Regions from separate parts of the Homo sapiens genome. Here region 1 is linked to region 2. The links are chromatin loops, found by intact Hi-C in ENCODE. Cell type or tissue: IMR-90. All regions are shown on one strand. Links, peaks and the distances in the headings refer to the core of each region. The heading gives the core; the rest is flanking DNA. Region 1 overlaps STK32A-AS1 (STK32A antisense RNA 1). Region 2 overlaps SPINK1 (serine peptidase inhibitor Kazal type 1).

The links. A loop is a pair of places that touch in the nucleus more often than their neighbours do. Peaks named below come from ENCODE experiments on the same cell type or tissue, not always from the same donor. Only the 100,000 strongest peaks of a DNase experiment are listed, where the experiment ranks them.
Region 1: it touches region 2 in a loop (2.7-fold over the local background); 4 of 110 quality-filtered maps call a loop at or near these places.

The regions. Positions count from the first base shown.
Region 1 is chr5:147,222,078-147,227,461 of GRCh38, forward strand. The region is part of intron 1 of STK32A-AS1 (STK32A antisense RNA 1); the gene reads right to left. Among named protein-coding and RNA genes, the nearest start is that of STK32A-AS1, 10 kb to the right of the region's middle. In IMR-90, for the core only: a CTCF peak has its summit at 2,316 (motif pointing right); no DNase peak of the experiment used is centred there.
Region 2 is chr5:147,819,745-147,825,128 of GRCh38, forward strand. It overlaps SPINK1 (serine peptidase inhibitor Kazal type 1), which reads right to left. Exons shown (of 4, transcript NM_001379610.1): 4 at 4,838-4,962. The coding sequence ends at 4,917. Among named protein-coding and RNA genes, the nearest start is that of SPINK1, 9.2 kb to the right of the region's middle. In IMR-90, for the core only: a CTCF peak has its summit at 3,166 (motif pointing left); a DNase peak (open chromatin) is centred at 3,137.

The DNA of each region.
Region 1 (5,384 bases), core at 148-5,147, 600 kb before region 2:
AAGATAGGCATCTGGTAATAACATTAATAAACTTATTGGGTACCCATACTGCTCAAGGCATTACACTAAGTGCTTTCTTGCATTATCTCACTTAATCAACACAATGCTTTTCAGGAGTATGTACTCTACCAGTATCTGTATATTATACAGTTTAAGAAACAAAAACTCTCAGGGTCTAAATGACTTGCACCAGCTTATGAAGCTCTAGGTGGTGAATAAGGAAATAAACTTGGGTCAATTTGATGCTAACGCTATTTTTGCTCAACAACAATGCTCTACTATGCAAGTTTTCTGGGGAGCAATTAAACTATTCACACCTCAATGCAGTTGAATAAATGAGTACACACACACACGCACACATATTAGAAACCATAACTCATATCCACTTTCCTTCTCCTTCTCAGGTAATAATATTTTTCTAATAATCATGTAATAGGGAATATTTTAATACTATCTCTAGCTTTTCTTTGCAGCCCTAGAAATAAAATGTCCCCATTACTTCCTAGGGTTGTTTCCCTCTCTCTCTGTCAATTAAATTATGTCAAACTCACAGGGGTGACTAGTAGTGAAGGCAGCATGATATGTACTGTGAGCTCACTAGAGTGCTTGCTCCTCAAGAGCAAAGACTGGTTTATTTATCTTTGTATCTCCAGTTCCCAGCATGGTGTTTTCCCCACTGTAGACAAATGATCAAAACTGTGGGAATGGGTTATTAAACAGATAATGAACTTGAGGTTACAGAATTTGTAACGGCTGTTTAGAAACTGTAAACTCCAATCACTCAATGAAATTGGAAAATAAAATGGATGATCTCTGTCAAGATAATATCTAAAGAAAAATCTTCTGTAGGAGGTTATTGTATGTACTCTCTGAATGTGATGGTATTTGTAGAAGTGAGCAAAGCAGGTAAAACTGAACATTGAGTTGGATTCAACAATTAATAGATAATTTCCTAAATATGAGACATTGTGCTAGGACCTGATTATTTTCTTATAATTAAGGAGAATTTTCTTTTTGTTATGATAACTCATCTTTTTAGTAAAGTAATTTGCATATCCAGCCAGCAGAAAATAAGGCTTTGTCATGTGTAAAGAGGGCAGAGTAATCTTACTAAAACTCAACTCTAATGAGGTCTATTTTCCTGCTAACACATCTAAAAGGCTTCCTATTGCTGCGATGGTTTAAACTGTAAACTTTTTCACAGAAGACTTGGTTTTCCAAGATCTTTCCCTCATCACTACACTCCCTACACTACAATCACACTAAACTTCTAATAACTCTCCCCAGATATTATGCTTTTTATGCCTCCATTCTCCAAACCTCGAATGCCCTCCTCTCTGTCTAGTGACACTCTATTCATCTTTCAAGACACAGATCAAATGTTACTGAGGCTTCTGGCTCTTTGAGGCAGAGATAGCTGATCTGGTCAGTGCTTTGCGAGGGCTCCCAGCCAGGCACCTGTCAATCTCAGGCTGTGGTTTCTGCCTCTATCCAAACCACAAAATCCTCAGGTCCAGTAACAGTTTCCAACTTTTCTTTGTTCCCTTTAAACATAGCACTGTAAAAGGTCTGTTTACTTCACCAGTGAATGGTTACTGCTTTGCAGTACAAGGTGTCTTCTTCATATTTTCCTCCTAAATTACTCAATGGAAAGAATGATGGAAATAATAAACATGTAATTATGTTAGCAATTTATTTAATGTGCCAAATACTGGATTCAGTCCTGTATATATAATGGTGGACAAGAGAGATGTTCTTATCCTCATGGAAGCTGCACTCAATGAGGAGAAACACAGCAAAGTTGTTACACAAGCAAAATAATGATAGCTCATGATGAGTGACATGATGGAAGGAATTAGGGTGTACAGTGGAGAATGGAGGAAGTGGTGAGGAAACAACATCAGAAGAGTTGAGGGGAGGTCTTCCTGAGCAGGAGAAATATGAGCAGACAGCTGAATGAGGAAAAGTCTAGAACTGCATTCATGCATAAGTAAGAGCCACTCAAATGTCCTGGGGTGGGGACAAGCTCAGTGTGATCTGCAAAGAGCAGAAGGGCTGATGGGCTGGAGTGGAGTGAACAGATCATAGATAAAGGTGGACAGAGTGACCGGGATTGGACAGTATCAGGCCCTGTCTAAATGCAGTGGAACCCAGCATACAGTTTTAAGCCACCAGTGATATAGTTGAAACCGCATGGTATTCAAATTTGTGTTGTAAGCCATTATTTACTTTTTTAATTGTAAAAAATTTTGTGTATCTATCTGGACAAGACTTTCTCACTGGCTTAGTCTTTACTTCATTCCCCTCTCCACTGGGGGGCTCCAGAGATTGTTTCAAGAATGCAGTCTAGTCTCCCAAGCACCCTTCTTGTGGCAGTCTCTGAATTTCCCCAAAAGCTAGCTATGTTTAAGATGGGAACACCAACAAGAGAGCATGAACAACTGAATAAATAAAAGATAAAAACACAATCAGCTCTGTGAAACAGTTCTGCATTTGACAGCATGAATATGAGGCAAAATAAGCATCACTATTTTTCTATAGAACCTATGGTATGCCGTGCCTTTACATGAACAAATACATTATGACTGGCTAGTTTTATTTTAAGTCAAAGTGACTATTCCAACAGAAGAAAGATTTAGACAACAGACATGAGAGGTATTTGGGCATAACCTGGTGGCCTGCTAATTAAAATGACCTTAACAGTTGTCAGTTTCTGAGTGTTTACTCTGTGCTGCCTAGCACTGTTTTAAGTGCAATATATATATAAAATCTCATTTAATCCTTCATTAATCCTGATATTAATCTCAAAAGCTGATAGAGATGACCATTGGTTCCTTTACTGAAAATGGAAAACTGAGGTTTAGGGCCTTTAAGTGACTTGTCCAACATCTCAGATATATTATTGGTGGAGCTGGCATTTGGATGAAAGAGTGCTTGACTCCAAAGCCCTCCATGCCAACCAGAACACCAAATTAAAGAGTTTTCCATAGACTTCAGTTCAAGTCTCAGATCACTTTCTTGCAGTTTCAATTTCCTTGATTGTTATTTCCCCAGGGGAAAAAAAGAGACTTACAGACCCAACAAATTTGTAGTGCATCTCCAATGCCATGAAGATAATCAAAATGTTTTGTGAAGTCCCCAGTGTTATACAAAGGCTATATATATATATATATATATTTTTTTTTTTTTTTTTTGCCAGGTGCCTGATTTTTGCCTAAAAAGAAAATTCTCTCGCAAAAATGAATTCCTTAAAAACTCTATTTTTTTCCTAAACTTGGTTGTGTTTAGCCCTCTTTTGCAACTTGCCCCTAATTGAACACCAAATGTTCATTCATAGTATCTAATCCTCTCTCAGGTTTTTCATAAGGCGTTGGCAACAACAGAAGGTGATAGGGCAATAGCACGGGGGGTACGTTTTTACCCAGCTCTGCCACCATCACATTGTGCAGCTTAGGGCAAAACTCTTCATCCGGACCCCAAATTTAAAGTAAACAAGTGAGTTAGTGAGAGTTAAAGATTATTCCAAGTTTTAACATACTAGGGTAGTGTGTAGCCCATGACGGGAATGAAAGAAAGAAGAGGAAAAGGGCTAGATGACAATAGTGTTATCTTGTAATATTCTTTTAATTGAATCCATTATGGGGCTCTTGACCATAAGGCGACCACTAGCACTCCAACAAGTTCAGCGGATATTTCAGGTGTATCAGGCACTATCCTAGGATCTGGTCCCAAAAATGTTAAACAAAACCAATATGATTCCTTCACTCTGTGGAACTTTACATCTCCATAGATCAAACAATGGAAATCTGAAACAGATATGTCAGCCACAGACACACTTTGTTTTACCACCTTTTGTTTCACATTTAAAAATTCTGTCCATGTTTAAAAATAAGGAAGATTTAATACAAAAGTTCTCGTTTCCAGCTTCTCTTGAAAAATCTGAATATTTAGCAGTGCTGAGCTGGCATTCCCACATGGCAGGGAAAGGTGGAGCTGAAAAGAAGTTGTCCTCACCCCACACCTAGAATAGACCCACACTCTCCATTGACCCCGCCCACCGTCACCATGACAGAGGCAACCTATGTGCCCAATCTGCGTAGGCTTAGGTGTGTGTGATTCTTGGGTTAGAGATGGAAACAATAAGAAACTATTTCAATCGTGTTGATTATTACAAAGAGCTGTATGGAGACCTGCCATGGATAAGAACAGAGAAACCGCCAGCACTTCGGTCTTCATCTCTGCCCCGTCCGGCCCCCACTTCCACCCACAGAGAGCAAGGGCAACAAAGGTGCCTGGGAAATTTGGAGGCTGGGAGCCAGGCGACCTGGGCCTACCAAAGGTTCTCTCCACTAACTGTTATGCTACACTGGGCAAGTATTTTCTGTCTTTGTGCCTCAATTCCCTGTGCAATAAAACGGAAAGAAAGAAAAAAAAAATCTACCAGACCACAGTCCTTTAAGGATCTTTCCTGTTAGGATCCTGTAAAATTCTCACCACTGTCTTGGTCTCCCGTCATAACCCCAAGGGAAGTCTTAATGGCAATCTCGCCTTTCCCTTTCTAAGATCAGCAGGCTCCGACCCGCCACCCCCATGCCCACCACCATGGCGACGCAGGACGTGTCTCTTCAGGGGAATCCGAGCCCGGGCCGGGAAGTTGGGGAGGCACCCCCATGCGATATGGAAAGTAATAGCACCCCCACTTCCCTCCCTGGATATTACGATACACATCACAGGGGGTGAAGCACCCCCCTGGGAAATAAGGAGTAATAGCACCCCACCCTCCTCCACGCCTGGCTACATGGCGGGGGGGTGAGCCACACCCCTGCGATAGGGGGAGTAATAGCAACCCCCTCTCCAACCCCTGGCTATTATGATCCACATCGCAGGTCCATCAGGCACACCCCTGCGATTCGGGGAGTAATAGCATCCCCCTCGCCCGCCCCGGCTATTACGATCCACTGCACAATGGGGTGAGGCACCCCCTTGCGATATGGGGAGTAATAGGACACCCTCTCCCCCACTGGCTATTACGATCCACATCGCAGGGGGCTGAGGCAACCCCCGGCGATATGGGGGGTTACAGCACCCCCTCTGCCCCCAACCCCCCGGCTATTACGATCCATATGGCAAGGGGGTGAGACACCCCTCTGCCTTACGGGGAGTAATAGTCCCCCCTACCCCCCTGGCTATTACGATCCACATCGCAGGGTGGTGAGCCACCCCCCGCCATATGGGGAGTAATAACCCCTTCCTCTCCCCGCCCCCACACCCCGCTATTACAATCCACGGTAGACTCACAGCCTGTTTACGATGCTGTGAGTAATATCATCTCCCCCTCTGGAAATTACCAACTATTTCACACACGGGTGTACACCCTCTGCAGT
Region 2 (5,384 bases), core at 198-5,197:
TGAACACATCTAAAAGGCACCTAGCCACAAATAGCATCCCAACCAAGTAACAAGGTTTTGACTTGATCTCCAGTCTATTTTGTTTGTTTTCACTATTTCTTGGCTTTTTAGTGACTTTTGATTTGTTTAAAAGGAAAAGATCTGCGTTATTCCGTTTTTGTGAACGTCATTTTGTTATATACATATTCCATATTTTTAGCTAAAAGTTAGCTTTTGTTTAAACAATGAAAGAAAACAAAGGATCTCTCTGCACTGGATTGTGAGAGTAAAAAAAAGCAAAATTGTTGGCAGTGCTAGGGCTTGGAAAAGTAAAAGCTTTGCATGTTTTTTAATTTAATAGCTTCCCTTGTTATGCAACTAAACTGTATTTGTACATAGGTGGAATAAACTAAAGTTTTTAAGGGATAAATTGGGTCAGAGAAATGGAAATAAAAGGACAATATTTTTCAAGTTCTTATTTTTCAAGAGGCTTAGTATAAATTATATTTTAAAATGTTTAATTTCAAACACATTTTCTTCTCCAATAGGACAATTTTTTTTGCTTGTTTTCAATACACTGTTCCTACCAGATAGCTTCATATTTCAAATGTTCTGAAACCAATAGAGGAAACTGTACAGAAATGTATTGGCCCTGTGACTATGCCCTCTTGGAGTTTACTTGCAGTTCTGTGGTCCTGTATTTAATGAGGATTATAGTTCTTTTTTTATCCAGGGATGGGGAATCTAATAGTGTGAGCTGGGTTTATTACCCTATTCCCTCACAGGGCTACAAAACCCTTCTTAGTCCACAAAATTCATCTTCAGCCATTACTCTCGAATTTCTATTTTGGAGGCATGGTTTGTAATTCTGGAATTTTTTAAAATTAAAAGCAGAGAGACTTTAGTCCAATCTTGTACCCATTTGAGGAATGTTTTCTACAAAATTATGCAACACATTATTACCTGAAGAAGTAAATAATGCAACAAATTATTACCTGAAGAAGTAAATAATGCAACAAATTATTACCCGAAGAAATAAATAATGCAACAAATTATTACCTGAGGAAGTAAAGTTTCTGTCATAGAAATGCTTATATACCAGGAGACAATTGGTCACTGTTTTAGTGAGCCCAAAGTATTATAAGATGAATAATAACAATAACAATAACTAATTATTCTTGAGCACATACTATATGGCAGGCATTGTGCTATTTGCTCTATGAGGGAATTGTTATTATTAACCCCTATTGGAGATGAGGAAACTGAGACTTTGAGAAATTCTCCAACTTCTCCCAGGACACAGGGCTTGATGGAGGCAGAGCCAGATTCAAACTCAGCCTCTCTAAATCAGAGCCTCTGATCTTAACCATTATAGGGTACATTTTCCCACCGAATGAAAATTAGTATCTCTTTAATCTCTACCCAATTAGTCTAAATTCTACCTTTTGGGGCCAACCAGATCATGTTCATTCCTCTTCCCCATTCACTTATGTACCAAAAAGAATATTAATTAAGTACCTCCTAGGTGTTTGATATTGTTTTGAGCCTGTAATACAGCAGTGAAAAAAAGGATAAAATTTCTGCTTTCACGGTGTTAACATTTTAATCCCTTAAATCTTTTGAAAAGACCCACCAACTTCTAAGGGTTTTCCTTTCCTTAGCCCAAATATTCCTGCTTCTTCCAACCACTCATCATGGAGAAAAATTTCAAATTCTTATCAATATTGGTAGTTTCCTTCCTCTAAACATATTCTGGTTTGTAAATCATCTCTTTTAAAACACAACTACCTGATACAGTTTGGCTCGGTGTCCCCATCCAAATCTCATGTCAAAATCTCCAGTGTTGGAAGTGGGGCCCGGTGGGAGGTAATTTGGATCATGTGGGTGCTAAATCTCTCATGAATCATTTAGCACCCATCCCTTTGGTGCTGTTCCTGTGATACTGTTACACGACTTCCTCCTCAGCTCTTCTAAAAACTGGGTTCTTGTCACACAACCAGGAAAGATCAGGCTTGTGGACACATAGAAGGGTGAGAAAAACGGAATTTATCGGGCAAAAAAGGAAAAAGAGAAAAATTTTCAAACTTTCAGTAGAGTGAGAAGGAAGCCTGTTATCCAGCTTCTGCCCCACCACACAGGAACTCAAGAGGTCGGGTTCCTCCCCTCTGCAAAGGGCATGAACTTCTGTGGCTCCACGTCATTCTCCCAGTTCAGGCTGGTCGGAGGTTCTCCAGGGAGCCCTTTTTACTTGACTGTCTCAGTAGTGAGTGAGTCCTCCTGAGATCTGATTGTTTGAAAGTGTGTAGCACCTCCCCTCTCTCTTGCTCTTGTTTGGCCTATGTGACCTGACTGCTCCCCCTTCACCTTCCACCATGATTATAGGCCTCCCCAGAAGCTGAGCAGATGCCGCATCATCATGCTTCCTGTATAGCCTGTGGAACCATGAGCCAATTAAACCTCTTTTCTTTATAAACTACCCAGTCTCAGGTATCTCTTTTTTTTTTGAGTTGGAGTTTCACTCTTATCACCCGGGCAGGAGTGCAATGGTGCAATCTTTGCCCACTGCATTCTCCACATCCTGGGTTCAAGCGATTCTCCTGTCTCAGCCTCCCAAGTAGCTGGGATTACATGTGCCCACCATCATGCCTGGGTAATTTTGGTATTTTTAGTAAAGATGGAGTTTCACCATGTTGGCCAGGCTAGTTTTGAACTCCTGACCTCAGGTGATCCACCCTCCTTGGCCTCCCAAAGTGCTGGGATTACAGGCATGAGTTACCATGCCAGGCCACAGGTATTTCTTTAGAGCAACGGGAGAATGGCCTGATAAACTACCATACATGAACATAGCAATCCACATGCTTTCTGATGGGTCAGAGAGAGAACAGAACCATTAAAGATAGACAATTTGGGTTAATGGGTTGCTTCTGCTTATAATCTCCAAGTCTTGTCTCTCCAGACTTGTAGACTGGTTCAATTGGACATGAAAATTTGTAGCATTCAATTATTTAATTTCTGTTTATCATGGCAAAGGTCCTTAATATTAGGGATGTCCTTCGAGTGTCCTCTAGCATCACAGACAAGTTGTTGGAAGCCATCTTGCATCCATAACTGCTGTTAGAGTGATATTTAATGAGAGCTGTTAGACGGCGGTTTGGCTGAGGCACTTGGCAGACTACAGCATCCTCTAGTGGTCAGATTTAAACCTCAAGACGTGTATATTCTGAATATCACAAGAAATTAACCTAAACCTTAGAGTGTCAGGCAACTGTGTTTGGCAAGTGTGCAATAGCTTTTGACTGATTATTTCTGATTCAATGGGTGATCTATTTCCTGCTGTATATTAGAAAACCTGCTGTTATCTCAGGCTCTGTTAGCTCTCTACCCAGTTTTCCATTCTAGGCTAGTTCTTCATGAGTTTGGGAATTCAAGCTGCTTTTTCATCTTCTTCCTCCACCTCCCCCTCCTCTTCCTCCCCCTGCCCCTCCTTCTCCTTTCCCCCTCCTCCTCCTCCTCTCTCTTCTCTCCTCCTCCTCTTTCTTCTTTCCTCCTCCTTTTCCTTCTCCTTCTTCTCCTCCTCTACCTCCTCTTCCTCCTCCTCTACCTCCTCTTCCTCCTCCTCCTCCTCCTTATTCTTCTTTTAATAGCTGTACATACCTTTTTTTTCTTTTGGGGAACTTCTTTAGTTTTATCTGATTTGCTTCCCTGAATATAAACACATAGTCCTTTTTAATAGGAAGGTGTTATCTGAAGTTTCTATAGAAAAAATAGGCAATGAGTAACTCACGTGAGGTGATTGTGGCTTAATGGAAGAAGCATTAGATTTGAAGTCAGTCCTGTATTATAATAAAAACCTAAGCCTGTCGCTTTGTTTGCTTGCAATATTAGGCAGGTGATTTCACTTAGTTCTAAGTTTACTCATAAGATAAGGATAATCTTATAGGGTTGTTTTGGCCCACACATAAACCAAAGTGTGCTGCACAAAGGTCTCTTGATCAGTTCATCCAGTCTATAGTCACTTTTTTCCTTGTCAGATTATCTTTTGGGAATGGTTTGATAGTAGAAGAGACCATTCCCAAAGTTAATCCAGAATCAGGCCTCCCCACCTACCTGCCTCAGGTTAGCACAGCACAAACCCATCAGGCCCTATGAAGCAGATCTCCCAGGGAAGCACAAGAGGAAGTCCTCCATCCAAGCCCCGGGTTATCAGGGACAACCACAGGCTCTACGTTACCACCATTCACCTTAGTAACTAATGGGGAACTGGCCCTGCTGGGGAAGAACTAAGGCTAAGTCCAGAAGCTGCTCCATAGCCTTGTTAAGAAAATGTACTTTTTTTGTTTGTTTTCTCAATGATTCAAATCTTTTTGAGACAATTATGTCTGACCCAAAATCTACATTCTGAGATAAGTGGAAAATCTCAAAGACTAAACTCTATTCCACCATATAGGCAGCTCTATGCCCATGCACGTAGACCTGTGCCAGCCACAATAGATGCTCAATCAAATCCCAAGGAAACCTAAAGGAGTTATTGCAATCAGCAGACTGTGATGGGTAACATGTTTCTGGACTGGGTATTTTCCAATTGTTCCTTAAAATAGTAGTCCAGTCCTCAAAGAATTTCTTGTATTCATGATCATCTGTGCTCTGCCATTTAATATCTGCAATCACATTTTCTAAGGCAGTGACCTCAGGATGTGAGAAAGATGAGGAAAGAAAAGGAATTATGAGGGAAACCCTGTCTGAAATTACAGGATTCCTGATGTTTTTAAAACTTGGTCTATTCTCAGTCTTACCAAAGTCCCCTGACCCTGGTATAATCAAACATACCTTTGAGGAAAAAGCAAATGGAAACAACAGGGGATATTCAGATACATTTATTCAACAATAAGGCCAGTCAGGCCTCGCGGTGACCTGATGGGATTTCAAAACCTTGGTTCTCAGCAAGGCCCAGATTTTTGAATGAGGATAGAAGTCTGGCGTTTCCTGCAGTAGAGATTAAAAAAAATATATCAGCTTAAACTTCACTGATGAAAAAGTGACTATGGGAGAAAAACAGGGGGAAAAATAACAGCTTCATTTAAAGTTGGAGAGGTTTGAGATTTATAATCTTTTCTCTGTCTTTCATTCATTTATACATTCACTTAGTCATTAATTCATCAAATATTTATTGATTACTGTTGAATACACTAAGGATACAACAGAAAGGAAAAATATCTGTCCTTACAGTTTTTACAGATCTCGTGGGGTGTTACAGTGAACCCCTGAAATTAAACTCAAAACTATTGTTGCATCTTTTGCTCCTGATGCCTCTGCCTTCGCCACCAGGTTTCCATCTCAGCTGATGCCTGAGCTATTGTTGGACCTTCTAATTGATTGACCTTTCATCTTAGAGCTCTGGGGATTCG